2 separate regions of the Homo sapiens genome follow, and region 2 is linked to region 1. Evidence: chromatin loops called from intact Hi-C (ENCODE). Cell type or tissue: endothelial cell of umbilical vein. All regions are shown on one strand. Each heading gives the region's core, and the rest is flanking DNA. Links, peaks and the distances in the headings are about the cores only. Region 1 has its middle 83 kb from the start of EVL. Region 2 overlaps EVL (Enah/Vasp-like).

Evidence for each region. Peaks named below come from ENCODE experiments on the same cell type or tissue, not always from the same donor. Only the 100,000 strongest peaks of a DNase experiment are listed, where the experiment ranks them.
Region 2: a loop joins it to region 1, with 7 times the contacts of the local background. A loop is called at or near these places in 5 of 110 quality-filtered maps.

The regions. Positions count from the first base shown.
Region 1 is chr14:99,981,056-99,983,963 of GRCh38, reverse strand. It overlaps a transcript of EVL not described here. Among named protein-coding and RNA genes, the nearest start is that of EVL, 83 kb to the left of the region's middle. In endothelial cell of umbilical vein, for the core only: a CTCF peak has its summit at 1,309 (motif pointing left); a DNase peak (open chromatin) is centred at 1,293.
Region 2 is chr14:100,140,935-100,143,842 of GRCh38, reverse strand. It overlaps EVL (Enah/Vasp-like), which reads right to left. Exons shown (of 14, transcript NM_016337.3): 12 at 2,597-2,663; 13 at 2,050-2,107; 14 at 1-142. The coding sequence ends at 105. Among named protein-coding and RNA genes, the nearest start is that of DEGS2, 17 kb to the left of the region's middle. In endothelial cell of umbilical vein, for the core only: no CTCF peak of the experiment used is centred there; DNase peaks (open chromatin) are centred at 1,092 and 1,432; H3K4me3 peaks cover 269 bases; H3K27ac peaks cover 2,453 bases.

The sequences.
Region 1 (2,908 bases), core at 183-2,682:
ATAATCTCTGCCTTTATAAAGCCTTCAGTAGATCAGGGAAATTTTAAGTAATTACATACATATAAACAGTTACAGAAGAGGAAATATGGGATATCACAAAGGTAATTAACAGGAAAGGGCCCTCAGCTAGGCTAAGGGTCAAAGGCTGCCTCCCTGAGGAAGTGATGTTTCAAATAAGATTTGAAGGCTAAGAAGTTAGCAAGGTAAAGAGGAAAAGGAAGCAGCTAGACTGAGATCAACTTGCATGATTTAGCAACAGATCTTTTCTTATTTAAGAATTCTTTGAGAGAGAAGGGAGAAGAGAAGATAAGTGCAATAAACACAGCTCCACAAAAGCAGCAGAGCAGCAGGCAGGACCCAGAGAATGGTTGAGAGTGCTGGAACCTTTTAAAGAAGAGGCCCAGGACAAATACATGGGAAAAGGACTGGAGAAGGGTGTAGGCGGCTGCCAAAACCAAGCTCTTGTAAGGTCCACTGTCTCTTTAAGTTCCATAGGAAACACACCTTTAGAGCTATAAAATGGCATGTCTCTCCTTTATTACCCAAGGAGAGGCACACACTGGCTCATGTTTCCCTTTCTGTCATGACTTCCATGAATTTCACAGCTAAGTGTGCTCGACTGAAGTAACTCTTTCTTAACCTAAGTTTTCTGGTACAATTATCGCCTCTACGTCCAAATATTATGTCTCCTGTTTTATCTTTCTTTTGTCTATTTCATCTTTCATAGAGAATGTCACTGGATCTTTCTTAGAAGGTGATGCATCAATAGCAACTGCAGTTTCTAAACCAAAATTTATCACATATGAAGTCATATAGTCATCTGACAAAAGGGCAGAATATTTGAAACCAGAACTGTCCCATATCCTCATGGAAGATAAACCCTAGAAAATAAATACAGGGTGGTGAGGCTGGGGTGGGGTGGAGTAGGGCAGATAACTAACCTTTACTGAATATCATAAGCTGAGAACTTCTCATGTATTCTCATTTGATCCTCACAAAACCCTCTGAAGAAAGTGAACTGTCCTCATTTATACTTGAGAAAAACGGAGGCTCATAAAGGTTACGTAAATTGCTAAAAGTCAGCTGATAAGTAGTACCTCTGGGGCAGAATCCAGGTCTGACTCTAAAACCCAGGCTGCTCAGTATACAGGGGTTAAATTAAACTAAAACATTTTAAATCTAACTCAAATTCTTTTTAAGAAGTCCCTTTACATACCTACATTAACTGCAAACTGAAGAGTAGATGTCTTTCACACAGCCCTAAAGACAAAGACAATGCATCTTCGTATGAATCGCTCACAGAGGAACTGGGAACAGGGCTCCCTCCCCTGGTGAGCAGACAGAACTACACCATTTCAAAGTACAGTATTTTTTCCCCCCGCTCTCCCTCTTAACCCCATTTACTTCTCTCTCCTGATTCCTTTCCAAAGTCCTTCCTTTGGTGCTTGTTTTTGGGAGAACCTCCAAGTTAAACCTCTAGGATTAAACTTCTATTCACTAACTTTATCTTCTTCTTCTTTAAAATTAACATTCTGGTAGTATATATTGATAGCCTTTAAAATGTTTATACCCTTTGGTCCCAAAAATACCATTAAAATATATATTACGAATAAATTATAGTATACCATCTGACAGACTATTATTCAGCTATTTTAACTGTTTTCAAAGAATATTTAGCTGTTTTCAAAGAATATTTAGTAAGGGGGAAGTGCACATATATCAAATGTACAATGCCCAATACAAATATACAGTACACTTTCAATTTTGTAAAAATGTTTCACTTGTACCTGGGAATGATAAAGGAACTACACCACAGGTTTGATGTGGTTATCTGTAAAGAGCAGGATCAATGCTTATCTGTATTGTCTTCTTTATATCATACCATTCTGTTTTCATACTCTCCTTAACTGTTTCATGAAGGGACCGGCCACTCTTCTCACCCTCACCCCGACATCAGCTGGAAGTGCTTTCCCCTGAGTTACCACCACTCTTACTGCAGCACTTGCGATACATTCATGTGGCAACTCAAGAGTCCCTTCATCAAGCTTATCCAGACAGACCTCGTTTCATTGGGCTTCACTTTATTGAGCTTCACAGGTATTGCGTTTTTTACCAATTGAAGGTTTGTAGCAACTGCCCTGAGCAAATCTATTGACATCATTTTTTCCAATACCCTATGCTCACTTTGCTAGCATTTTTAAGCAATAAGGTATTTTCTAATGAAGGTATGTACATTTTCTAGACATAGTGCTACTGCATACTTAACAGACTATGGTATAGTGTAAACATAACTTCTATATGCACTTGGAAACAAAAAAATTCATGTGACTTGCTTTCTTACAATATTTGCTTTACTGCTTTATTGTGCACCCACTGTATCTCCAGGGTAAGTCTACTGCAAGGTTCCTCAAACATGGGCAGTACACATATTCTCTTTAAAGGGGAAAAATCTGTATGTGAAACAATATGATTTAATTTATATTCATTCAGCTTATATATATAATTGTTACTTTTCTTTTTTTTAATTTTATTTTTGAGACAGTTTCACTCTGTTGCCCAGGCCGGAGTGCAATGACATGATCTCGGCTCCTGCAACCTCCCCATCCCGGGTTCAAGCAATTCTTCTGCCTCAGCCTCCCAAGTAGATGGGATTACAGGCGCCCGCCACCACGCCTGGCTAATTTTTGTATTTTTAGTAGAGATGGGGTTTCACCATGTTAGCCAAGCTGGTCTCCAACTCCTGACCTCAGGTGATCAATCCACTGCCTCAAACTCCCAAAGTGCTGGGATTACAGGTGTGAGTCACCATGCCTGGCCTATTATTTTTCTTAATCAACAGAAGTGCTAGCCAAAAGCCTAAAAAGCAGATGCCTACACTTTTTTTTTTTTTTGAGATAGGATCTCAATA
Region 2 (2,908 bases), core at 249-2,748, 160 kb before region 1:
CTCCTGTGCGTGCTCTGGTGCACTGGAGTCTGGGGCTGGCTGGGCTTCTGGCTGTCCTCTGTCGCCGGATGGGCTCGACGAATCAGCGCAGCGAGGCCGGCCCCTTACGTGGTGCTGATCCCACTCAGCTCCTGCCTGATGGCTGCGGGACAGGTGGCGGCGGCTCAGGTGCAGCCATGACCAGTGCAGCCCGGTTCCTCATCAGGGCCCCGCACCCCTGGCGTGGACCTGCCTGGTATGTGTCCCTGTTCCATCTCCTGGGAGCCCCACCCAGGCTTTGGCATAGACCTCTGGGGTGATGACCAAAGGCTTTGGGTCTCATCTGCCATTCCTTCTGCGGCGGCCCCTGCTGCCACTGCCCTTTTAGGGGAGGACCTGGCGTAGGGACAGAGGCCTGTGCCCTGCCTGTGGCCTCACTGCTGCTGAGGAGTGCTGGGCACCAGAACTCTGGTGTGAGGAGCTGCTGTGTGGGGACGCAGGGTCTCTGTAGGCTCTGGACAGGTGGGTGTCCAGGTGCCGGGGGCCCGGGAGCCCTTCCCCCAACATAGTGGAGGCTGAGGCTCTGCCCTCCCAGCTCCTGCAGGGGTCAGCAGGAAATCTTGGCCCTGGACCCCAGGGACTGCCCTGGCTCTGCTCACTCCTCAGGAGAGGCAGGGTCCTCTCTTGCCTCCCCCCAGCTTCCTCATCACCCCAAGCTAGTGCTCCAACCCCCGGCCTCCCAAATTTGGGCCTTTCCCTCCTTCCTCTGGTATCCATCCCCTCCCGGACTCCCCCTCCTCTATGTCAACTCAGGCCTCTCTCTGGATGGACCTTGCTGGGCCAAGAGCCAACAGCCAGGAGAAGGTTGTGGGGGCTGGGGGATGGGAGCTGCTTCTCAGAGCCCCTGGTATGGCCCATGCCTACCCCCGGGCTCTCAGCCAGGGTGGGTTCCACCTGGGGCTGCACCCACAGCAGGTGGAGAGGCTGTGGTGGGCCCTGGGTTTCTGACCCAGCTATGCCTGGGGCCAGACGGCACCCAGCAGTAAGGCGGTGTGACCAGTTGGCTGAGTGCCTGCCTATCGCCCAGGCTGCCTCATTCCCCTCATTTGTTAACTCCTTATCTCCCCAGCCCAGGCCTTTGGGGGAACTGGACAAACAGGAACTGAGTGCTCTCTGCTCAAACAAGGGTGGGCCGGCTGGGGGAGGAGGCCTGGGTCTTTGGGCTCCCACCTGCCTCTTCCCTCTGCCATCAGCCTCCACCCCTGTGCGCTTGTGGGACCCTTTTGCCCCGGTCACTGTGATGCCCTGGGGGCCAGACCCAGCTACACACCCAGGTGTCAGCCTTTATCACCCTGGTTGGGGAGGCACGTGGGGAGCTGGCACTGGCTGTGCTGCATAGCTCGTCCCTAGACTGAGTCTGCCCTGCCCACTCCCCCTTTTCCTCTGGCTGCAGATCTGAGGCAGAGCATTCAAAGGCTCTGCTGGGAACCGGAAGGACGGATGTGATGCATTGAGACCCACCCTGCTCTGGAGCCAGAGGCTGCTCCCTGCCTGTTCCCCAGCCCAGGGCCAGGCAGGCTGTGAACGAGCTCAAGCCTGGAAGGTGCTTCTGTAGACCTTGGTCTTCCTGTACCCCCAGGAAGGCAGAGTGGTCACCTCAGAAGCCCAACACCAGTGACTGGAGGTGGCAGTATCAAGAAGGCAGTATAAACCGCCAGGGGGTGGAATGACAGCAGCTCAGGTGGCTCCTCCAGACCTGGCTCTGGAACGATGCTGGGGTCTCCCCTCCATGCTCTTCCCACGTGGGTCTTCCAGGAAGGTGCCGGGGATGTGGAAGGTCAGATTCGGGTGTCATGCTACCAGGGAGCTACAAATTCTTAGGCAAGCCACTTAGCTTTCAGCTTTCCTGAGCCTGTTTCCTCAACTAGAGATGGTAAGAATGAAATCTCTCACAGGGCCCAGTGCAGTATGGGCTCCAGCTCAAAACTGGAGGCCCCCAGCCTGGGTGACAGGGACCCTTGTCCTGCGGCCACACCTGGGTGCCACCCTCCCCGGTGGGGCTGCACTCACCGTCGATGATCTCCTCCTTCACCTTGTGGAGCTCTCTCACCACCTCCTCTAGGATCTCCTGTTGGGAGAGGAGTGTCCAGGTGAAGGGACAGGCAGTGGAGACGGAAAAGCCGGCCTGGGCTGGGCCATGTCCAAAGGGCTTGGGGTCTCCTGGGCCTCTCCAGAGTTGCATCTGTCACCCTTGTCTCCTCGTGGCCCCCTTCCCACGCTGAGGGGGGACGGCATGGGAGGCCTGGGAAAATCCTGCTGCCACCTCCCTCAGGTAGACGCCACTGAAACTAAGGGCTTCCTCGGGGCAGAAAGCCCCAGAGGCAGGCCTGAGGGAGGTGCCCAGAAAGGTTGAGGGACATCCTAGTTCTGGTGATGGCAGGGGCTGGGGACAAAGGACAGGCTTGGGCACCCCCTTTCTGCCGTGGCTGCTCCCTGACTGGCCTTTTGGCAGCTACATGTGGGCCCCCAGGGCCTGCCTGGCCATGCTGGTCAGAGACGGTCCCCCGCCTGCTGGCTGCCCTCAGCCTCTTGAGGGAAGGGCACAGGGCATGCTCACCTGCTTCATCCGGTCCAAGTCGAAGGCATCCAGGGCCATGTCATTCACGCTCCCAGCAGGCTTCATCCTGGGAGAGAAAGGGCCTGTGGGTGCCCTGGCTGGAGACAGGTGTGGGGGAAAGCTGGCTGTGCAGAGGCCCCGCTCAGGCTGGGCCCACCTGCTCCCCTCGCTCCATAGAGGCTGCTTGCTTCAGACTCTGGCCACCTCAGACTGCCTGAGAAGGATTTAACGCCCGTCTCCACCTCAAGAGGTCTCCATGGATACCGTGACTGTATTTCCCAACCCGAGAGCCAAGGCTGGCTGGGGTCAACA